Linked DNA regions of Homo sapiens: region 1 is linked to region 2. Evidence: chromatin contacts called from ENCODE POLR2A ChIA-PET data. All regions are on one chromosome and are shown on one strand. The core of a region is the stretch at or near the end of the contact, and the rest is flanking DNA. Distances in the headings are between cores, read along the strand shown.

What was found. ChIA-PET counts read pairs that join two places held with the same protein, here RNA polymerase II (POLR2A).
Region 1: POLR2A ChIA-PET joins it to region 2 with 11 read pairs in activated CD8-positive, alpha-beta memory T cell. The contact joins two enhancer-like sites. POLR2A ChIA-PET finds 5 or more read pairs at or near these places in 4 of 52 experiments (WTC11, activated B cell, activated CD4-positive, alpha-beta T cell and 1 more).

The regions. Positions count from the first base shown.
Region 1 is chr15:67,119,421-67,126,383 of GRCh38, forward strand. The region is part of intron 1 of SMAD3 (SMAD family member 3); the gene reads left to right. Among named protein-coding and RNA genes, the nearest start is that of SMAD3-AS1, 24 kb to the right of the region's middle. RefSeq lists enhancers at 679-1,536, 1,515-1,954. Within about 2 kb of position 1,796, at least 36 of the 41 ENCODE cell types and tissues checked have a DNase peak (open chromatin) inside an H3K27ac peak, as active enhancers do.
Region 2 is chr15:65,783,828-65,790,278 of GRCh38, forward strand. The region is part of intron 1 of DENND4A (DENN domain containing 4A); the gene reads right to left. Among named protein-coding and RNA genes, the nearest start is that of DENND4A, 5.2 kb to the right of the region's middle. Within about 2 kb of position 4,089, at least 10 of the 41 ENCODE cell types and tissues checked have a DNase peak (open chromatin) inside an H3K27ac peak, as active enhancers do.

The DNA of each region.
Region 1 (6,963 bases), core at 546-3,045, 1.3 Mb after region 2:
TCTTGCCACACAGCTGTGCTGGGGCCATGGCGGGGGTGGGGGTGCCACAGAGTGGGAGCCAGAGAGGGACCTGGGTAAGGGCTGACCGTGGGTGGGGAGCGCATGGAGTGCTTTCAGAGGCCAAGTGAGTGGAACTGTCTATGAAGCAGATGGATGGAACCCTGGCTGAATTATCTCAGACTTGCCAAAGACATTCATAAAATTCAGACCCGCACACACTCGGGAATGGGAAAAATGAATTATTTTGTAAGAAGCTTATAGTCCAAAGGTAGAATTGCCCAAGAGAGCTTCTGAAAGGAAAAAGTCATAGCAAGTTGATATTTTTAAAGTGAAATAACATAGGTTGGATTTTTCTAGTAACTTCAAGGGGTAAAGACTTTGAATTTTTTTTTTGGAGACAGAGTCTCGCTTTGTCACCCAAGCTGGAGTGCAGTGGTGCGATCACAGCTCACTGCAGCCTTGACCTCCCAGGCTCAAGCAATCCTCCTGCCTCAGCCCCTCAGGTAGCTGGGATTATAGGCACACGCTACCACGCCTGGCTATTTTTTGTATATTTTGTGGAGGTGGGGTTTCACCGTGTTGCCCAGGCTGGTCTCAAACTCCTGAGCTCAAGCGATCTGCCCACCTTGGCCTCCCAAAGTGCTGGGATTAAAGGCGTGAGCCACTGTCCCTGGCCAAGACTCTGGGTTTAGTAAGCCTCTTGCAACTCACTAGGAGTGGATTTCTAGGACCTCCCCACTTTCTTGCTTGTTGTTTCTTTTGCTAGCCGTAAGTCCCTGGAGTACACTGGGTACTTTATGGGAAAAAGAGGAACAGTGTGGGACAGACTTTGCCCTGGGCTGCTTAACGTGATGTGGGGAACAGAGGTGATAAGAGCCTGTGGCAGCTCAGGCAGCCCTGCCATGACCTGGAGTTGGGGAGGGGTATCAAGGATAACAAGTCTTATACACATGCCATGCTGTTTCTTTGGATCAATAGATGGATAATTTTTAAAACCCCCTGTATGTATCAAACTCACTTTGGAGATGTAAGGCATGGCCTCTGTCCTGGTGACAGTATCTGAGTGGGAGGCCTGGTAAAATGTCTGTGTTTAGGATGATGAACGCCATAATCTAAGACTGCTAAGTGCTGTGGGGTGGTCTAGAAGGGCAGATGGGCTAGCTGCGAGGAGGGCAGAGGCACTGTGCAATGGTGTTGCCTGGGAACACTCCGTGGAGAGTGTGGGAATCTCACCCTGGCCCTACCAGGTAAGAAATTGGGCCTGGGAAATTGGGAAGGGAATTTTTCAAGCTTCATGGCTGCTCCAGGACTTGAACTAAGACTTTCCTTTAGAGCAAGCTTGTCCACCCTCTGGCCCGTGGGCCGCATGTAGCCCAGGAGAGCTTTGAATGCAGCCCAACACAAATTCATAAACTTTCTGAAAACATTGTAAGATTTTTTTTTTGCGATTATTTTTTAGCTCATCAGCTATCGTTAGTTAGCGTATTTTATGTGTGGCCCAAGATGACGACTCTTCCATCGTGGCCCAGGGAAGCCAAAACACCGGACACCCCTGCTTAGAGAAAGTGCGTTTTCTGTTATAAAAGGACCTTGAATCCCCATCTCATATGTTGGGACTTTGTCTTGCATGTTTTCAGGCAGGGCATGATTGTATCTGTAACATAATAATATGTAAGAATGTGTACTTCTTAGCCTTTGCAGAGAGGCGGGAGGCCTGTTTCCTGCAGCCCCCGCCCTGTCCTGGCTGAGGGGTGGGAGGCAGCTTGCTGGCCAGCCCCGCTGAGTCACCCTCCGGCGTGGAGCCCAGTGGGGATTTCCACGCGGCCCCAGTGTTCTCTTCTCCTCGTTTCCTGTTGGGCTGTGACGCAGGCTGGCTGCCAGCGGGTGCCGGTGGGCACTCCTGACACAGGCCACTGCCAGCCGGCCTTGTGGGTCCTGAGGGCATCGTGGGTGGCTCTCCCCCCACGAGTGACTGTGCCTGGCAGGGTGTGCCCCACATGTCAGTTGCACTCCGTTCTGGGTGGGCAGCTCCCAGAGGCCCCGGGGAGGGCTGCAGATGGGCGGGGGGTGGCTGCCTGGGAGGACGGGAGGTTTTGTTGAAGAGAGAGCTTGCTCTTGGGGCAGTTTGTACTGGGCGTTTAGGGTTATAAAAACCTAGATTTGCTGAAAACGGCTCTCTTTTATCTTCTGACAAGAACATTTGTGAAGAAAACAAAACAGACCTTCAGCCATTTAGTCTATACACCGAGAGAATGGTTTCTACAGTATGCCTGATTTCTCTGGGTCTTTCTAACACATCCATGTATGTGCTTGTCAGCTTCTAGTGCCTCCATTTCTTGATATGAGGAAATTTTGCTTAAAAAAAAATCTCTACTGATAGGACCTCTGCATATTCATGCATGTTTTTCCTCCAGAACTTTGTGTCCCACCACTGTGCTAGGCAGTTTACAAATGCCATCTGATTTCATTCCTGCCACTACAGTCTAAGGCTATATTGTCCGATACCTATCCACCACCCTCATGTGGCTATTTAAATGTTGGGTCATTAAAATTAAATACAATTACAAATGCTGTCCCTCAGTCACACCAGCCGCATTTCAAGTGCACGGGTAGGCTAGTGGCCATCAGATCAGCTCATATAGAGCAGCACGTTTTCATCACCACCAAAAATTCTATTGGGTAGCACTGGTCTAAGGTCCGGACATATGTCCCCATTTTGTAGATGAGGAAGCTGAGTCCTACAGAGGTTAAGTTGACCACTTAGAAGAATGAACAGATGAAACCTTTTCATTTTACACATGAGGAAACTGAAGGTTATACTCCCCTTTCCTTCTTAGAAAAGAGAAATTGATCTGTAGGCTTCAGGGACTCTTCAGTTAGCCTGGGGGTACTGTGCGGGTCAGCTCTTTTGCTGTTCCCCCCAGACCCTGTCAGCTGTGGGTGGTGGCTGGTTTCTCTTGGTTTCCTCACCAGAGTTTGGGAATGAGCAAGTCAGGACTGCTTTCCGTACGGTAATCCTTTGGCCCATTTCCTATCGGGGGATTTATGGAGCTGGTGATCTCTTGGGTTTTTTGGCCATTTGTTAGAGCCAAAAGAGGTCACAGGAAATGATATACTAGTTTCATTGCCCAAAATACTGAGGTCCAGAGAGGTGAGGGGATGCTGAGGGTCTTGCATCTAGCTAAGAGCTGAGCTGGCTCTTAAACTTGTTTTCAAGCCAGGACTTACCTGACTTTCTTAGGAAAGTAATCACTCCATAGACAAGGATAGGTTTTTTTCACAGAGCAATGATGTTCCCTGTGGTCCCTATGTAGGGTGGTAAGGAATAGGGCTTTGGGATCCTACAGACCAGGGTTCAAATCCTGGCCCCACCACTTGTAAGTTATGGGACTTCAGACAAGGACTTAAACATTCTAAGTCCTCAGTTTCTTCATCTGTAAAACAGGGATAAAATATCTCAGTGAATTTGTTTTAAATACTTGCGTCCGGGCATGGTGGCTCATGCCTGTAATCCCAGTACTTTGGGAGGCTGAGGTGGGAGGATCGCTTGAGGCCAGAAGTTTGAGACCAGACTGGCCAGCATAACAAGAACATAACAAGATCTCATCTCTACAAAAAATTAAAAATATTAGCTGGGCATGGTGGTGTGAGCCTGTGGTCTCAGCTACTCGGGAGGCTGCAGTGTAAGGTTGCTTGAGCCAGGAGTTAAAGTCTGCAGTGAACTCGCCACTGTACTCTAGCCTGGGCAACAGAGTGAGACCCTGTCTCAAAAAAAAAAAAAAAAAAAAAAATCAGCCAGGCGCAGTGGCTCACACCTGTAATCCCAGCACTTTGGGAGGCCGAGGCGGGTGGATCACCTGAGGTCAGGAGTTTGAGACCAGCCTAGCTAAAACATGGTGAAATTCCGTTTCTACTGAAAATACAAAAAATTAGTCAGGTGTGGTGGCACACGCCCGTAATCCCAGCTACTCGGGAGGCTAAGGCAGGAGAATCGCTTGAACCCAGGAGGAGGAGTTTGCAGTGAGCCAAGATTGTGCCATCGCACTCCAGCTTGGGCAACAAGAGCAAAACTCCGTCTCAAAAAAAAGGAAAAAAGAATTCTAACATGTTTGAGATTGACTGCAATTCCTAGCATATTACAAGTGTTAGTAAATAGTAGCCATTAATATTATGAGCTTATCATCACCTTCAGCCAGCATTCTAATTTTACAGTATAGAATCCAGTACATAGGAGGCACTCAGATAGACGGGATGCCCCAAAATTGGGAGACGGACAAACTTATTTTGAAATAGTCTTTTTTTGACATTTCCAAAGAATATACTCAATGTTTTTCTGCAACCCTTTGCCTTCTTTTTAGGTGAAGGACCTCTACATTTAAAGCAGTGGGTTCAACTGCTAACCTGAAAAGCTATAATAAAACATCCCAGAGTATCCAAAAAGCCTGGAAACAAAGGGAAAATAGTGTGTCCTGCTTTCCAACTTTCGGATATGCTGTAGAATAGACTGAAACAAATCACTGGAAAATAGGTTGTTGTCGATTTTATTTAGAAGCTTTTGTTCCTTTGGATTTTCGTCTCTTATTTTTAGACAGAGTCTCCCTCTGTCACCCAGGCTGGAGTGCCGTGGTGCAATGATAGCTTACTGCAGCCTCAAACTCCTGGGCTCAAATGATCCTCTAGCCTTGACCTCCTGATTAGCTGGGACTACAGAAGCAGGCCACCACGTCTGGCTAATTTTTGTATTTTTCTGTTGAGAAGAGGTCTTGCTATCATGGGCAGGCTGGTCTTGAACTCCTGGCCTCAAGTGATCCTCCCGCCTCAGCTTCCTGAAGTGGTAAGATTACAGGCATATGCCACCACACCCAGCTTTTTTGTTCCTTTGAAAGAAGGCATTGCTAATGATTGCCCTGAGGTGTCTAGATGACCCGGCCAGCCATCCACCTCTGCAGTTTACACAGCTTGTTGATCTCCACAGTGAGAATTAACTTCACAACCTGGGTCCAAGAGGCTGGAGGATTGTCAGTCTTTAGAAAAAAAAAAATCTATTATCTTTAGAGAAGATGGACTTGTTGAGGAAGAAGAGTAGACAAATACTTTCTGGAAATATTTTCAAAGGGAATTAGAAAAAGAAAAAGATTTTGGTTGTCCTTTGGTGAATGAGAATATTCATCAGCAGAATGCCTCATTACCACGTCACACAGCTGACCAAGGCCTCATCTGAGACTGTGTTTGAATAGAAATTAAACAGGGCTGACAGTGAAGTTTCTGCTTTTAATTAGCTTTCAAAGGTACACCTCTACCTGTGATGTTGAAACATCTTGAAAAACCTCTCTGCTCTGTGCCTGAATGAGGGGCATCTAGAGGGCTTGGAAGAGAAGATGTGGCACAGGGCAGCCGGGGAGAGGCTGGTGGCCAGAAGATGGACCTGAGCTTGGTGAATTTACCTGGCATCTGAGCCTGGCCTGAACAATTCAGAAACCTCATTTCATCAGTCTTGGAGTCAGGGCTCCTGTCTCTTAGCAAAAAGCTAAAGCATACATCAAGCATATTTATTGACAAGCGTAACCACTGTGAGGTTATAACCAGGGTGCTCTGTCTGCTTATGGGCACCCCACCCGACCAGCCAAATGGTCAGAGAGCTGGGTGGGTCGGGGAAAGGGAGGGAGGGAGTCATGGGAAGCAGTTGTGTTGAATGGCTACAGGCCCTGGTGGCTGGGTGCATCCCCGTATGCCATCCAGGCCCACCCACTGCTGGGCCGGACCTTCCCCTCTGGACAGTTCTTGCTTGGGCACTGACTGGGTTTGCTGCTGAACCTCCTGGCCTGGCAGCTCTGGTTGCTGATCCACCCGCTTCTTTCTTTATAGAGATTAAGAGCGGCTCCAGTGTGTGTACGGAGAGCCTCTTTGAAGCGCTGTTGCCTTTCTGTGGCTAGATCCACGATCTTCTCTCTGGGATCACCCCATAGGACATTTGCTTTCCACCTTCTCCAGTCCCAGTGAATGCATGGACCTCTGTCCTCATTGTTACTGGCTGAGCCAGATGTCAGTCCTGTGACCTGGCCTCAGGACCACTCTTGTAGCCCACCGTGGGTGGATGAAGCCGGTGGGAACAGAATGATAGGAGTTAACCACTTTTTAGGCGTTATTGGGCCTTTTCACTTTAATAGCTTAACAGAGACATCTGTGATGGCTTGCATCCAGAGTGCGTGGTGTTTATTTTTGATTTGAAATATGAAAAGCATTTTTTTAAGACAACTGACTCCTCTGAGTCATGCCCAGGGGAGCAAACGGCCTGAAATATGAGCTTGTGCTTGCTGGAGGAGGATGACAGAGGAGCCTGCTGCTGAGTTCACTGGTGCTGGGGTTAGGTCACTGCTGGGCTGAAGCGCACTGACCATAAGAGCAACATGTGGGCAAGAGCCGCGGCACTGGGGTAATTTATTGCCGCCGCTCGCTTCACCAGGAACCCCACACGCTGGGTTCCCACAGGATGCGACATTCCCACAGGATGGGACAACTGCATGGAAACCCACACTCGGGCCTGTGTTGAGCAACCACGTTTGAGTAAGAGTTATCTTATTTGGCAGGGTGGGTTAGGTGTGGGGTATTTGTCACTGAGAAGCAGAAACTGTATGCTCGACACACACTCCCTGAGTCCTTAGGGAATTGCGTAGTTTTTTTCTTTTCTTTTCTGGGTTCATCTTACCAGCAGTCGTGTTTGAGAATGTGCACAGCTCACCTTCGTTCAGCCCTTTACAGTTTACCTCCATAGCCTTCTTTGCGTCTTGGCACCATCTTGCGAGGTGTCAGGCCAGGTGTTAGGATGCTCTGTTTACAGATGAGGAGATTGAGGCATGAGTTGTGATTGCTCACAATTGCCTCCTGAGTGGTGGGGCCATGCTGGGGCACTGTGCCCAGACTCTAGACTTCCAGGGGTCCGGGACCTCCTGCTGCCAGTCTCCT
Region 2 (6,451 bases), core at 2,839-5,338:
ACGGAGAAGAAAAAAAGACTATCCATAGCAGAAGAATTCCAAATAATTTTATAGACAGCTCCCCTTTAAGAAAACAGACCTACTGAGTGTGGTCTACAATTAATGACTTGTTTCCAAAAAGACGAGTACGGGAAAACAATACAGTAAAGAAACCTGGCAAACACTAGCTCAGCCTGGTGACCGAGGTTAACAATATCAGTGATAAGCCGTACTGATAGTATTTCCCCTTGATATGATGCAATGAGAGCGGCACTTTATCTCTGTGACTCTCCTCCCCCAAACCCATAATCCCAGTCTAACCATGAAGAAAACATCAGACAAACCCAAACTGAGGGACATTCTACAAAATCCCTGACCAATACTCCTCAAAACCATCAAAGTCATCAAAAACAAGGAAAGTCTGAAATGCCATCACAGCCCAGATAGGCTAAGGGAAGATGTCAACTAAATGTATTGTCGTATTCTGGATAGGATCCTGGAACCAAAAAAGAACCTTAGGTAAAAACTAACAAAATCCAAATAAATGAATTTTAGTTAGTAGTAATGTACCAACATTGGTTCCTTAACGGTGACAAATTTAACATTGAAATGTCAGACACTGGCAACATGACGAGACCCCCATTTCTTACAAAAAAAAAAAAATAGGGGAAACTGGGTGCAAGGTATACCTTAACTCCCTGTAACTTTTCTGTAAATCTAAACATATTTTATAAGAAAACATTTATTCAAATTAAATAAAAATATGGGGAAGTTGTTGCCTTAACCAATCTGATTTTAGTCCTTTAAGGCATGTATAGTGGGTTGGACAAAAACAGAAATACAGGTAGTATTGTGCAAAATAATCTCAACATTGATGAACCATTTATAATACTGTATGTGTAAGTGCCTATAAGTCATTTTTTTATGTGCACATTTTGATTCCTTAATTGGTAAGAACTACAGGAGCAGAAAGCCCTCCTCCAAGCAGGAGGAGGCCACTCAAATTTGGGACTAAAGCAAAACTGTGGTACTAATTATATTAATAAAAATTCCACCTGGGCCGGGCAATGGTGTCTCATGCCTGTAATCCCAGCACTTTGGGAGCCTGAGGCGGGCAGATCACTTTAGGTCAGGAGTTTAAGACCAGCCTGACCAAGATGGTGAAACCCCACCTCTAACAAAAAATACAAAAATTAGCAAGGCATGGTGGTGTATGCCTGTAGTCCCAGCTACTTGGGAATTGCTTGAACCTGGGAGGCGGAGGTTGCAGTGAGCCACCACTGCACTCCAGCCTGGGTGACAGAACGAGACTCTGTCTCAAAAAAAAAAAAATCCACATGGCTTTTGTAGTGGTAAATATTTTTTTTGTTTCTAAATGAAAGCCGAAATACAAAGATCAGAAATTTATAAAGGCTGGGCATGGTGGCTCACGATTATAATTCCAGCACTTTGGGGGGCCAAGGCAGGCACATAGTTTGAGACCAGCCTGGGCAACATGGCAAAACCTAGTCTCTACAAGAAAAAAAAAAAAAAATTAGCCAGGAATGGTGACATGTGCCTGTAGTACCAGCTACTCGGGAGGCTGTGGTAGGAGGATCATTTGAGCCCAAGGGGTTGAGGTTGCAGTGAGCCATGATCACATCACCGCGCTCCAACCTGGGTGACAGAGCAACATCCTGTCTCTAAAAAAAAAAAAAAAAAAAATTATTAAATTCTTTTTGTTGTTATATTGTTTTGTACGAGACATTTTTATTTTTGAAAAGTTTTAAAAATAAAATTACCGAAAAATGTAGTATACACTCACATACTCATATATAAAGCATTAACATTTTTCATTTTTGCTTCAGATATATATTTAATAAAAAATAACTACGTATATAATAGTTATCACATTGAATTCTGAAACACTGAAACACTTCCTCATGGTCTCAGAAAAGGAGCATAACTAAACATACTTGGAGAAAGTACATTGGAAAGCTCACTATCAACAATATATACTATAGGACAAAATTACAGTAACTTGGGTCCATATTGGTCACTGTTCAAGAAATCTGGAAACTTCAAAAGCCAAATAAAAATAAGTTTTCCTAACATTTGTAACTATCCTGAAAATACCTAAAAACAAACAAAAAAACTTACAAATCAGTAAGAAATCAAAGAATTTGATAACCCTAACTGCTGGCAAGGATATGAAAAAACAGAAATTGTTTGCAATATCCTATAAATATCTTATAAAGGGAAAAATATTTATATCCTAGGACCCAGCAATTTGACAGTCAGGTATATGACCTGGAGAAACTATGGCATGTTGCTTCAGGAGCTACAAGAATATTCATGAGGCAATGTTTATAATAGATAAAAAATGAAAACAATTTAAATGCTCATCAATAGAAGAAATGATAAATTGTATATATTCATTCACTGGAACACTATACAGCTGTGTAAATAAATGAACTACACCTACAGTATCAACAAGGATTGAGGGCAGAAAAAAATAAAATGAAAAAAGCAAGCTTTAAAATCCATTATACCATGACACAATCATATTAACAGCTGCTTAAACTTACTAGAACATACATGTTTTGTTTTTTTTCTAGTGCCAGGCTCAGTTTTTACCACCTTATATAAATTAGCTCATTTAGGCCAGGCACAGTTGCTCATGCCTATAATCCCAGCACTTTGGGAGGCCAAGGCGGTAGGATTGCTTGAGCCCAGGTGTTTGAGACCAGCCTAGGCAACATGATGAAACCCAGTCTCTAAAAAGAAAAAAAAATTAATAAAAATAAGTAAAACAAATAAATAAGCTCATTTAATTTTTACAACAATTCTATGAAGTGGACACCTCTATCATCCCTATGTGATAGATGAGGACACTGAGGCATGTAAAGAATTAAATAACTTACCTAAGGTCACAAAATTAAGTAGCAGAGTCAAGATTCACACCAAGGGAGTATGATTTGAAATGTACTACAATGTGCATGTTCTACAAAAGCACCCAAAGCAATGCCATGTCATTGCTCATATATATAGTTTATTAAAAGATAAACTAGAAGGATACAAATCAAATTCATTACAACAATTTCCTCTGGGAGGGGAGATGAAGGTGAGGAGGATAAAACTGGGGAGAACAAAAGGGACTTTAACATGATCTGTAATATTCAAGAAAAGTATAAAGTTCTACATTGCTCTTTTAGAATTCAATGTGATAACTATGATATAAATAGTTATTTTAAATTAAATATATATCTGAAGCAAAAATGAAATATGTTAACATTTTATATGTGGGTATGTGGGTGTATACATTTTTGCTATTTATTTTTAAAACTTTTCAAAAATAAAAATCTCTCATCTACAAAACAATATTACAATAAAATTAAGAAATTTAATAAAGTTCTGATCTTCATATTTCAGCTTTCATTTGAAAACAAAAACAGCTAAACTGTGTGAACTTATGTATGTATATACACTTTAACATACATATGGAAAACACATTTTTACACAGATCAAGAGAGACAGGTTTTAACAAAGTATATCAGAAACAGTATCTCTCTTACTATACATTTTAATGACTCACTATTCTCAGTGAAAATAAAGTATAACACTAGCAGGAAAATTCCCTTGATATCTTTCTACCTCTTTCTTTTTTGTCTCTTCTCTCTCTTGCTTTCTACTTGTGATTTTTAACAGAAGGAAGCACAAAGTAGGAACTAAGAAAGTGTCACACATTTTAAAAATAATAACGGCCATAGATGAATATATACCCAGCCCTTCTAAATATAGCATTCCCGAACCTACAATCAAGTAATGTTTCAAAAATTTATTTGTAAATTTTTTGTCTAGAACTCACAGCATACCTTCCCATGAAGAAAGTTACAAAAGGATATGAGCACCAGGAAAAAGATACTGCCTAAGGTGCCAGGCTACTGGCAGAGAAACAGGAAAAGCAGAGTACACAATATGTACTGATGGTCCAGAAAGCAAAAAAAGCATTGTGACCCAGGGTCTGAGGGCAGAAATCACTATTCATTTATTTACCTTTGTAATCTCAGTAACTAGCAAATTATCTGGCATCTCATAATCAAAGACCATTGCCTACTGACTGATGAAGTAATGGGGAAATGACTAAGCAGAGGAATCCATCAATACGTGGCACTGTCAACACAGAACAGCTTTGGTGGAGGAAAGAAAAAGCTTGGAGAGAAGCAATGTTTAATGACACAAAAATCCACATATGTAAAACTATTACAAGGTTAGTGCTGGTTATTTATTTATTTATTTTTTTTTTTTTGAGACAGAGTCTCGTTCTGCCACCCAGGCTGGGGTGCAGTGGCGCTATCTCTGCTCACTGCAAGCTCCGCCTCCCAGGTTCACGCCATTCTCCTGCCTCAGCCTCCCGAGTAGCTGGGACTACAGGCGCCTGCCACCACGCCCGGCTAATTTTTTGTATTTTAGTAGAGACAGGGTTTCACCGTGTTAGCCAGGATGGTCTCGATCTCCTGACCTTGCGATCCGCCCACCTCGGCCTCCCAAAGTGCTGGGATTACAGGCGTGAGCCACTGCGCCTGGCCAGCGCTGGTTAAGAGAACACCTTCATCTAAATTACAAGCTGTGTCTATTATTGTGTAATGCAAATAAGCATGATATTTTGGGTTAGTTTTGCTAACAATGAATCTTAAGATAGTTTTCCTACTGTAGCAATAGTTATTTGGGATTTTCAGTATTTTCTCCTATGACCCTTGAAAATATTTCAATGTCTTCTTTGTAATTATAAGAGTAATAACCGGCCAGGTGCAGTAATCACAGCACTTTGGGAGGCCAACGCGGGCAGACTACTTGGGCTCACGAGTTCAAGACCAGGCTGGGCAACATGGCAAAACCCCATCTAAAAAAATACAAACATTAGCCAAGCACAGTGGTGCACACCTGTAGTCCCAGCTACTTAAGAGGCCAAGGTGGGAGGATGGCTTGAGCCCAGGAGGTGGAGGTTGCAGTGAGCTAAGATCACGCCACTGCACCCCAGCCTGGGTGACAGAGCCAGGACTTGTCTTAAAAAAAAAAAAAAAAAAAAAAAGTAATAATTATTCAGAATAGAGAAAAGCACAAAAACTAAAATAAAAATTACCCATAATCCGATCACCCAGGGATAACATCTCTTACTATTTTATATGTCTCCTGCAAATCTTTTTGCCATTTACATGTATATGTTTCTTTATATTCTAATTTTTCTCTTAATATTATATTATACTTATGTCAGTACATTTTTAAAATGATTTTTAGAAGTTGTATCCACCATATAGATTATCATTAATTTCACCATTCCCATACTATAATGCATTTGACTATTAAAATTGTTCCACTCTTATAAAATGCTAAGTTTTAAAAAAAACTTTTGTTTTTTGAGACAGGGTCTTACTCTGTTGCCCAGGTTGGAGTGCAGTGGCACAATCATAACTCACTGCAGTCTCAAACTCCTGGGCTCACGGGATCCTCCTGCCTTGGCCTCCCAAAGGGCTGTAATAACAGGCGTGAGCCACCTCATAGGGCCTAATCACTTCTTAAAAGTACATTTCTACATTGGTCTTGTAGAATTCAAAGTGATAACTATGATATACAATAATAAAGTGTGGTGTGCTTGACTCCCTCCACGCCCAGCATCCTCCCACAAATTCTACTGAATAAACAATCAATATAGGGTATTAGATTAAAAAAAAAAAAAAGGAAGAAAAATGTATCAGCTATTCTCAGTCACTCTTCTTCTACCTGTGGTAGGAAAAAGGAAAAATCCCACAAAGATAAGTCTCTGACATCAGAGAAGGCAAGAATAACAAGTCAATTTTCCTGCTAGAGCAACTTTTGTTTTCCACCTAGAACAACGCACCATCAATTTAAGTAGGAATAGCACAAGGTTTATTATATACCAAACAACTCTATCTGCATCAGTGCTTTAACTAGGTTTTTGTAGGACATAGAATGCTTTGAAAAATTCTGCAAACAACAAAATATAATGTAACTAATATCACTCAGTGGAAAACCAAGTTTTATAATAGCAGTTATAAGAGTAATAACTGGCCGGGTGCGGTAGCTCACGCCTGTAATCTCAGCACTTTGGGAGGCCAAGGCGGGCAGATTGCTTGGGCTCACGAGTTCAAAACCAGTCTGGGCAACATGGCGAAACCCCGTCTCAAAAAATACAAAAATTAGCCAAGCACGGTGGTGCACGCCTGTAGTCCCAGCTACTTTTATTTTACAATTCTATTAATCCCAGCTAATTTTATTTTACAATTCTGCCATAATTTTTTTAATGAATTAATAAATGTCATGTAGTCTCTTCTTCTAGCCTCCCAATTATACTAAATACTATTCAAGTTACCAGAAATAGGACAACAGTTCCAGGAACTTGAGAATCAATAACTCTTTAAACCAGTGGTAATTCATGTGGAAAAGTTCAGAACAAATCAGCATCAACTTCCTG